Regions from separate parts of the Homo sapiens genome. Here region 1 is linked to region 2. A link is a contact called in ENCODE Hi-C or POLR2A ChIA-PET data. All regions are on one chromosome and are shown on one strand. The core of a region is the stretch at or near the end of the contact, and the rest is flanking DNA. Distances in the headings are between cores, read along the strand shown.

The links. Hi-C counts contacts between places; a loop is a spot of excess contacts on that map. ChIA-PET counts read pairs that join two places held with the same protein, here RNA polymerase II (POLR2A). Pooled maps may share reads with other maps.
Region 1: a loop to region 2 is called in a map of CD14-positive monocyte, with 4 times the contacts of the local background. The contact joins two enhancer-like sites. A Hi-C loop is called at or near these places in 17 of 168 maps with a recorded cell type or tissue (CD14-positive monocyte, CD4-positive, alpha-beta memory T cell, CD8-positive, alpha-beta T cell and 10 more), 14 of 37 single-sample maps with no recorded cell type and 18 of 50 pooled maps. POLR2A ChIA-PET finds 5 or more read pairs at or near these places in 13 of 52 experiments (A673, AG04449, CD4-positive, alpha-beta T cell and 9 more).

What each region holds. Positions count from the first base shown.
Region 1 is chr11:48,105,448-48,110,606 of GRCh38, forward strand. It overlaps PTPRJ (protein tyrosine phosphatase receptor type J), which reads left to right. Exons shown (of 25, transcript NM_002843.4): 2 at 4,611-4,629. Among named protein-coding and RNA genes, the nearest start is that of MIR3161, 11 kb to the left of the region's middle. Within about 2 kb of position 1,929, at least 10 of the 41 ENCODE cell types and tissues checked have a DNase peak (open chromatin) inside an H3K27ac peak, as active enhancers do; they include OCI-LY7, where a contact is called at or near this core.
Region 2 is chr11:48,028,846-48,033,691 of GRCh38, forward strand. The region is part of intron 1 of PTPRJ (protein tyrosine phosphatase receptor type J); the gene reads left to right. Among named protein-coding and RNA genes, the nearest start is that of PTPRJ, 51 kb to the left of the region's middle. RefSeq lists an enhancer at 1-309 and a silencer at 2,832-2,901. Within about 2 kb of position 3,331, at least 9 of the 41 ENCODE cell types and tissues checked have a DNase peak (open chromatin) inside an H3K27ac peak, as active enhancers do; they include OCI-LY7, where a contact is called at or near this core.

The sequences.
Region 1 (5,159 bases), core at 679-3,178, 75 kb after region 2:
TGAAGGGTGGTGGCTTTGGAGGTTCAGTGAGGCAAGAAGAAGGCTGTTAGGCTGGGAATTAAGGAACCTTGTGTTGTTCGAGTCTCAGGACAACTCAGATATGGGGTCTGTATTGCAAATGCCCCTGCGTCATTTTACAACTGATGAAAACAATGGCTCCACGAGACCCTCAAGTGCCAGAGCTCATGAGTGACAGTGGAAGTTGAACTAACCTTTTAACCACCCTAGTCCACACCTGTCAGGCTGACGGGCTTTCAGTGGTGATGTGTTGGGAGCTCTGTGCCGCAGATCTCTGTGTGCTCCTGAGACTCTGCCCGCCTGTCTCTACCCTGCTGTGCCCACTAGGAGGAGGCTGACCTTTATGTTCTACACCAGTGGGTGCCCTTGGTCTCCAGCTTCCAGTGGGCCAGTCTGGCGAGAGACCCTAGCTGGAGATGAGGGGAGGTAGCCTTGGCCTCTCTCCTTGCCCTTCCTCGCTGCTGCTACCCCAGGATTCTTGCCCATCCCTTACTGGTTTTCCTTAACCCCACCCTCACCCTTGAAAACAGACTCTTTAAAACTCTCCTCACTCACCCTCATTGAGTGTGTCATCTGCTCCAGCTAGGATATTGGCTAATACCGCATGTTTCAGAAAGAAAAATTCGCAGTTCTATTTATTTTTTTACTGTGGATTGAAGGGAGAGGCAACCAGGTATATGGATGAAGGAGTAGGGCCTGGCTGTCACCACTGGTGTTCACAAAAGGCTCCCGTTTAAGTCCTCTTATATTCCAAATGAGGGGTTATAGGTCGAGTCAGGGCGTTGCTCTAACAGAAGCAAAACCAAAAATACACGGCCGTAGATACAACCCTGTTCTGGTACTTCCTAATTTTGTGTGTACATGTGTGCACCTGGAGCTTCAAGAAATGAAAATGGAAATGGCCTGAGTGTTTCTCAGCCCTAGGATGAGGCTGTTTCTGTGATTTAGGGCTGGAGGTTATGAAGACTTGGTTTACAATATGCACAGTACAGAAGCGGGGAAGTCAAGGTGTGCTGGGCAAGGAAACATCTTTATGTGACCCACAAAGAGTGAAGCAGAGGGAAGAACCAGAAGTTATTCTGGTTTGCAGACTGGGAGACAGGTTTAATGACACAGTCATGTCAGAGAGAGGGGAAGAGGAGAATACGTAGGGGGTCTGTTTTGATGTGTATGTACATGTAGGATTTTCATGTAGAGGAGTTGGGGAAAATTTTAGAAGTTTTAGGTGTAAATGCAGCTGGTAAGATCCTTATGACTTAGTTTCTTTTTTTTCTTCTTTTCTTTTCTTTCTTTCTTTCTTTTTTTTTTTTTTTTTTTTTTTAAGACAGAGTCTCACTCTGTTGCCCAGGCTGGAGTGCAGTGGCGCGATCTCAGCTCACTGCAACCTCCGTCTCCCCAGTTCAAGCAATTCTCCTGCCTCAGCCTCCCAGAGTGCTGGGATTACAGGTGCATGCAACCACACCTGGCTAATTTTTGTATTTTTAGTAGAGTTGGGGTTTCACCATGTTGGCCAGGCTGGTCTGGAACTCCTGACCTCAGGTGATCCACCTGCCTTGGCCTCACAAAGTGCTGGGATTACAAGTGTGAGCCACTGCTCCCGGCCTTAGTTTTTGAGTGGGAAGAATCTAGTGTTCAGAGTGGACCACTGATGTCATAGCTGCAGGTTTGGCTGAATTGGGATGGTGCAGAAAGCCGTGTTAACCATTTCTTTTTCTCTGAGGCCTGGAGGAGGATCCTTGTGACTGGAACCACAGTTGGGACTGGCAGTGGTTTTTCCTGCTGGCAAGGAAAAAAAAAAAGAGAAAAGAAAGAGTTCGACTTATCAGCACAAAGAAAGGAGGATGTGAAACTAGAACCATCTCTAGGGCAGTTCTAGCAATGAACAAGGCTGGAAGGCTCACCGGCGAGGGGTTTCCCCTCAGGAAAGGGGACAGAGAAGCTTCCACCTCCTGGGTAGCATTGGGTGTTCCTGGGCACATCTGGGTGACTAACGGGTTTTCTGCCACACAACTGGGGTATATAGGGAAGTCTTTGGCCAGAACTGTGGGCCGTACTGCATTCTTCCCGTGTCTGTCACTGCTGAGTCGTGAGCTTGATCTCTTTTCTTAGTGTTTGCTCCTTTTGTCCAGCTATGGGGGCCAGCAGAAGCTTTGGGTCATCTGTACCAGTGACTTTGCTGTGAAGATGTAAGGGAGAGTGGTTGAGGTCAAGATCTGGGTTCTGGTTCTTGTGCCTCCTCTCTGGCTGTGTGTCCTTCAACAAGCTGCTTACTGTCTCTGGGCCTCCGTGCCCTCTGCAACTGGGTTGTTGGTCTATTTAAATACTTGGAGAAAAAAGCTGGGCATGGTGGCTCATGCCTGTAATCCCAGCACTTTGGGAAGCCAAGGTGGGAGGATTGCTTGAGCCCAGGAGCTTCTGACCAATCTGGGCAACAAAGTGAGATGCTGTCCCCATACAGAAATAAAAAAATTAGCTGGGCATGGTGGTGCATGCCTGTAGTCCCAGCTACTTGGGAGGCTTAGGTGAGAGGATCGCTTGAGCATGTGGGATCAAGGATGCAGTGAGCTGTGATTGCACCACTGCACTCCAGCCTGTGACAGAGTGAGACCTTGTCTCTTAAGAAAAAAGTTATTCAAAAAATACTTTGGAAAACAATGCTGGGGAGAGTATGAGCTTCAGATTGCACATTGGTTTCTATCAGGAGGATCTGAGCCTCGGTGGTGTTACCTGTAAAATGGGGATAAAAATACCTCACAGGGTTGCAGTGAAGATGTAAGGATGATGATGATGACAACAGCAGCTCAAATAGATCATTTAACTTAATTCTCGCCAAAGCAAGGCAGGTACAAAGATCATCCTGTTGGCAGATACAGACAGGGAGGGACAGAGAGGTTAATTAAGCAAGCTACCTGCCCGCAGTTACATGGCCAGAAGCAGTGGCACTGAACGACTTCCTTCAGGCGGTCTGAGTCCAGGTCTCAGCTCTTAGCCATCACTCCATGGTTCTGTGCTGAGACAAGGGATGTAGAAAGCCCAGCACAGTGTCTGTTACATAGTAGGTGCTTAGTAAGTTAGAGTTCCTTTTTATCCTCAGAATGCGTTTGCAAGTATAGCCTCCCACAGTGCTTTTACTTTAATCTTTCCCCTTACTGGGCAAAAAAATGTTTGCTGCCCTGTGCGACTTGCCTAGCTATTGACTTCTCTTTTTTCTGCCTCTCTCCTATGATCCATCCTAGACTGTGGATTGAGGCTCAGCCTAGATTAAAGGGCAGGGGCTGGAGGAGGAAGATGAGCTGAAAAAGGGTAGGCCTGAGGCGCGAAGGAGTTGATGGTAGGGTGGAAGGTGGGAATGGGAAGTTTGAGAATTGGAGGACCTGGGGGCAAGACTTTCCCCCTCTGGGCTCGTTCTTTCCTTCCTGTGCCGTTTATTGAGTGCCTACTGGGTCCACCATTCTAGGCATGGGGCACAGACAAGATCTCTGTTCTCATGGAGCACACAGTGTGGTTGGAGGAGTCAGTGATGGACAGAGAGTGAGGGGTGTTGGTTTCCATGGCTGCTCGGAGAAGGACTTGCTGAGGAGGTGGCGTTTTGGGCAGGCCATGAAAAGGTCTGGGCAGAGTGTGTTTGTGGGAGGGAATAAATATGTAAAGGCTCTAGGGGAGAATCAGTTTCGAGAATGTGAGGGGGCAGTGAGACCAGAGGGGCTAGTGGGCTGTGGCTGAGTTTGAATTTTATTCTAAGTGTCATGGAAAGTAGGAGGACGGTTTTTTCCACCAGGGTCCTTTTTGATTATTTTATTCTTCGTGACGATCCTACTTAAAAAAAAAAATCTTATTCACCAAAAAGGTGTGTTTGTGAAACAATAGAGTGTACAACCTTGAATCACTTTAGATTTTTAAAGTATAGGGAAACAATTATGGATCACAATGAATATCCTTGAGGGCTGCTCCCCTCCCCAGCTGACACTGTCAGCTAAACCTTTAAGGCCTCTTGTGTGTCAAGCATTAATTCTTCCCAAAGCTGCTTGACATGTGATTAAAAATTTTTACTGCCACCTACTGATGGAAAGAAGAAGATGAATTTTTGTACAATGAAAATCCCAAACACAGTGGATTTCTGGTTTCCACTGTGCTGTCAGGACTGGGAAATGGGTCTGGGGAAGGGGTGTGCTGGGCTTGGTATCCCCCCCACCCAACCCCCTTTTTTTGGCCCTGACAATCTGGTCTCTGCTTCTGTGTCCTTCTGCTTCAGCTCATCGCACAGTGGGTGGAGGGAGGTGCTGACCTGGGGAGTTGCTCCGGGGAGAGGGCTGGAGGTGGGGGGATGTGTCTGGGGAGAAACACTGGGCACTGGGAGTCAGCAGCCGCCAGCCCCCACATAACCCAGTTAATCCTTTGTAATTGACCCCGAGGTTGCAATGATTCCCTGTGTTTAATGTCCCAAGACGGCCTAACCCTGACCAGCAGACCTTTGCTTAATGTGCTTCTTACCACCCCACCCCCATTATTAAATCCTCAACTGCTTTATTTCTGATTTGCATTTTCCATGGCTGAATGAATCTGCTGACTTCCGTTTTCTTTTTCTGTTTCAGATCCTGTGCGCAGGTGGCAGTGAGTACCCTTTTCCTCTCTATTCTTGTGTTGTTCGCTACTGCCCCCTAATGGACACACAGCAACATTAACAGCAATGTGAAATGCTAATTTATTAAAACCTGCTCGGTTTCCAATTTTTCTTTTTCTTTTTCTTTTCTTTTTTTTTGAGTTGGAGCCTCGCTCTGTAGCCCAGGCTGGAGTGCAGTGGTGCCATCTCGGCTCACTGCAACCTCCGCCTCCCGGGTTCAAGTGATTCTCCTGCCTCAGCCTAGCAAGTAGCTGGGATTACAGGCACGTGCCACCATGTCCGGCTAATTTTTTGTATTTTTAGTAGAGACGGGGCTTCCCCATGTTGGTCTTGAACTCCTGACCTCAGGTGATCCGCCCGCCTTGGCCTCCCAAAGCGCTGGGATTACAGGCGCGAGCCACCACGCCCGGCCCCAATTTTTCTTTAGAAGTAGGAGTGAGGGTGGAAACAACAAATGAAAGAAAAAATTTTAATTAATTGTGCAATCATGATGAAAATTTATATTTTCTGTAATTTTTTT
Region 2 (4,846 bases), core at 2,081-4,580:
AGCCTGATTCAGCCTGTAGCCCACCAGTTTGCAGCCTTTGTTTAGATCCGTAGTGGAGAAAGAGGTTAAAGCTACAAGTTAGGACCCCTGAAAATGAAAGATGGTTTGGAAGTGAATCTGAAGTAAATTGTCACTGTATGGTTTCAGACCGTTTTCTGGTAGTATGTGCTGTGTGACACAGGTTGTCCCTGTGTTGTGCAGTGGTTTTGAGCACAACATTGGCCCTAGGCCTGCAGTGTGGGGTGCAGGCCCTCTGCTGAGGGCTGCAGATGCTGCCGGGAGTGCAGTGGATGAGGTCCTGCCCGCACAGCCTCATTCGGCGTTGATACCCATGCCTGGAGGATGTGGGCTCATCTTCTTGGGTCAGGTGAGCCTCTTACACCTGTGTTCATTGCTTAGCTCTTTTGATGTCATTGCATATTGGTTCAATTACTTTTCCCTTTTCAGAGCCATGAATAATAACTATGATTTTGCTAGAGGGAAAAAATGAAATGATCAAGGTAATGCATTTACATGTTACATAAAATTCATATCATACAGAAAGGCAGAAGGAAAACAGGGAGAATTACTTGTTCCCTTTTCTCTCTTCCCCTCCCAATTCCTTTAACAGGAAGAATGTCTCACTAGTCATGTGATCTACAGCAAATCCTTTAACCTCTTCAAACCCGCATCTCTTATATGTTACAGGACAGTAATAAAACTTAACTCATATTATTGTTATTTTTTATTTAATGTGGATTAAGTTAGTTGGTATGAAATTCTCCAAATCCTATGCATATATAAAGGGTGCTCATAGAGCTTTTTTCTTCTTTTTTGTATATCCAGGATTTCTTTAGCGGTCTTTTGTAATTATAGTAAAAGCACTGAGGTTAGATTTATGGGTTTTTTTTGAGGAGGATAGACTGAATCCCTTTCCCGCCTCAAGGCTATAGTGGGTCGGCACAGTTTGTGTTTGCTAAACATATCTTTAGCTGCGTAAGAGAAAGAAGGAAAATAGTAAAGATGAACAGTACTGTTTTCTACTTGAAGTTCTAGTTGGCCCCCACTCCCTTCCATGTAGGAACCTTAGCTTGCTTTCCACACCCTCCCACCACTGGACTCACAAAGGCCCCTGATGAGTGCCTCCGGTAAGACAGGGGGAAATTTTTATCTTAATTAGAAAAAGGCTTAGTATCTTGATTGTATGTTCTCTGGAGCCAGTGATAGAGATAGTATAAGAAATTCTGGACATTCAAATGTAAAACAGATTAATTTGTAGGAATGTTGGATTTTTATCTGGACAGATGTTTTGTCTTTTATGGAGTTGGTTGGGATTAAGAAGTGGGGGCAGGGTCATGTTGGTATTTTATTTTTGCTTTGGGCTTATGTTACTTAGGATTAACTTTAGCTGTGTATAACAACAGCAACAAATCAGATTTATAGTCAGTTAACGGAGGCTTAAGTGATGTAAAGTTTTATTTCTCTCTCACATAGAAATTAGTTAGAGGTAGTAGTTTAGGGCTCTTAGAGGCCCCAGGCTGTCATATTCTACCTGCTTACACATGGCTTTCAGGATCTAGGTCACCTCACAGTCCATGATGGCTGCTGGGGCTCCATCCCCCTTGTCTGAGTCATATGTTGGCAGAAGGAGGAAAGGCACAGATCAAGAGGAGGCCTTTCAGCTGGGCGCGGTGGGTCACCTGAGGTCAGGAGTTCGAGACCAGCCTGGCCAGCATGGCGAAACACCATCTCTACTAGAAATACAAAATTTAGCCGGGCATGGTGGTGTGTGCCTGTAATCCCAGCTACTAGGGGAGCTGAGGCAGGAGGATCGCTTGAACCTGGGAGGTGGAGGTTGCAGTGAGCCGAGATTGTGCCACTGCACTGCAGCCTGGGCAACAGAGCGAGACTCTGTCTCAAAAATAAATAAATAAATAAATAAAATAATAAAGAGGAGGCCTTTCCTGCTGCATCAGCTCTCTCTGAGCAGCGTTCCTGGGAAGTTCCATGGAACACTTCTGCTTATCTCATTGGTCATAACTCAGTCAGATGCACACACTGAGCTGCAAGGGAGGCTGAGAAGTATAGTCTCTTAGTCCCAGATACAATATGTATAAAATTCAGAACAAGGGTCCTTTTACTAAGGAGGAGGAAGAGACTGGATGTTATGGATATGGGCAGCAAGCAGTGTTTTCAAAGTACTGAAACAGATTGTAGAACTTTGTAAACTGGCTGCCTTTCTACTCCTCTGCTCACCTCTAACCAAAGAGCCACCTAATTGTTCTGCATGGTGACCATTGCCTGTTAGATTCTTGGTGAATAGATTCCTAGCCTCATCTTTTGTTATTTTTATTTTTTTAATAAATGGTAGAATGAGGATGCAGGAAACTTGGAAAAGCAGAGTCAAAGTTCAACTAGCACAGGAGCAGAAGGTAAATTCTGTTGGCTTATAGAATGAGCCCAGACCCTGGTGTCAGAAGACCTGGGTCAGTTCTGGTCTGTCCTCTCCTGGGACTCAGTAAAGTCTCTTGGCTCTCTGAGCTTTCCACATCAGTAAGATGGGGAATGACAACCCTTATGGGACTGCAGTGAGGCTTAGCCAAGTTGGTGCTGTGGAAGGCCCTACTGGATTCCAAAGCATGATACAGATGATGAATACTTTATGTGGCTGAGGTGCTTCCAGCAGGCACGTGGGAAGCATCCATGTAAGATTGGGGTCATGCAAAATGGGGTGGGATCACATCGCGGGATGAAGCACTTGGATGCAAAGGCCTGTGTGGTCCAGCCTGAGTCTGGCTCAACACACAGGGTCGGATCCTGGCTGCGCTCCTTACTGCTGTATGTACAGATTTGGCTCAGAGGGAATGCAGGATTGGCAACATGCATCTAGTCTTTCTTGTGGTCTCCTGGTGCCTCTCATGGTGTGCTTATTCTTATTCTGCTACGGAGAGTGTGACTTAAGCATGTAATTTGCATATAGCGTGGCTCCTGAATGCAAGCCACTAACCCATTATTTTACTTAGTAAGTTCCAGTGTTGGGGCTTGGGGGATGGTGTGTCCTTTGCCAGTGAATGCTTATGTTGGTACATTTCAAGGGTTATTTTGCTTATGCACCCTCCCCACCCCCGTCAACGTTAGAGCTTAGCATCATATGAAAGGCAGTGTCCCTGTGACTGTATCATAGGGTTGATGAGGATGAAATGAAGTAACTGCAGGCAGTGTCCAGCCCAGTGCCCAGTGCTCTGTCCAGGCTCAGTGAGTGACCTTTGCTGCTGCTGCTGCTACTGCGTCCAGCTGGCTACATGGGGCTGGTGGCAGAGGGTGACTCAGTTCTCAGTGTGTCTTTTCCTGCCCCCTGCCAGGTTGCTTCCCCTAGCCTAGTTCCCTTTTTTTGTGAAATGCTCATCCCTCAGCTCTGGACTTCAATGTACTGTTGGTTTCAAAACCTTATGAAACACAACATCAATGGGGGAAGGGAGAAGAGAGAAGCTGAGAAGCCTAACCCAACTCTGACAGCTGAGCGGCTACAGAGGACTTCTCAGTTGGGCTTCAATACTTCTTAAGAACTTTCAAGTTAGGCCTCAGATGTGATTTTGTTTGCTGACTTTCTCTTTGCTACCTTGGCTTCTATTTAGTTAACAAATCTAGGCCGGGTGCGGTGGCTCACGCCTATAATCCCAGCACTTTGGGAGGTGGAGGCAGAGGTGGGTGGATCGCCTGAGGTCAGGAGTTCAAGACCAGCCTGACCAACAAGGAGAAACCCCATCTCTACTAAAAATACAGAATTAGTCGGGCGTGGTGGCACATGCCTGTAATCCCAGCTACTCGGGAGGCTGAAGCAGGAGAATTGCTTGAATCTGGGAGGCGGAGGTTGCAGTGAGCCAAGATCATGCCATTGCACTCCATCCTGGGCAACAAGAGCAAAACTCCATCTCAAAAAACAAAACAAAAACAACAAAAAACCCCAAATCTAATTCATTCATTCAGCGTGCACAATTTATTCAACACAGTTTGTTCCAAACACTGGGGATATGCCCCAAACAGACCAAGTTCCCTGTTTCATGGAGCTTACGTTTGGTGGAAGAGAGACAAATATAGAAACAAAAGTGTAGGCTGGGTGCAGTGGCTCACGCCTGTAATCTTAGCACTTTGGGAAGCCGAGGTGGGGAGATCACTTGAGCCCAGAAGTTCAAGATCGGCTTGGGCAACATAGTGAGACTCCGTCTCTATTAAAAAAAAAAAAACAAGTCTAACATCAGGTAGACTTCAGGGCTGTGAAAGAAGTGACATAGGGTAAGGGAATACAGCGTGTTGAGGGGATGGGTGCTATTTTCCAAGGAAAGCCCCTCCTGGTGGGGGGCCATAGGAAACAGCTGGTGCAAAGGCCTGGAAGACTCACTGGCATCTTTCTGGAATAGCAAGGATCAGCTTGGTGGGAAGTGGAATGAGCTGGGGGTGGAGTGGGGTGGGGTGGATTTTGGAGTCTGAGCTTGAGATACCTGCTTGGAGATGCTGAGCAGTCTGCAGGAACCAGGAGCCCGGAGCTGAGGGAGGACATGAAGGCTGGAATTGTAAGTTTGAGAGAAATCAGCTTTTTGAAGCTGTGGGACGGGGTAAGATCACCGTCATGTGAGAGGATGGGACTGGCCAGGTGGTGCATGTGTCCAGGCTCAGCGGATGTTCCTGGGATACAAGTACCTGTTCATCTTGTTGACATCTAATCTGTATCTGCGCATAGTGACCAAGGATAAGCCACTGAGCTGCTCCAAACGTGTGCTATGGGATGGATTAACTGTGTGGGTGTGGAAATCCCTCAGAATGATGAGACAGGGAGCAGTGGAGAGGAAGACAGTCGATCATTGATCGG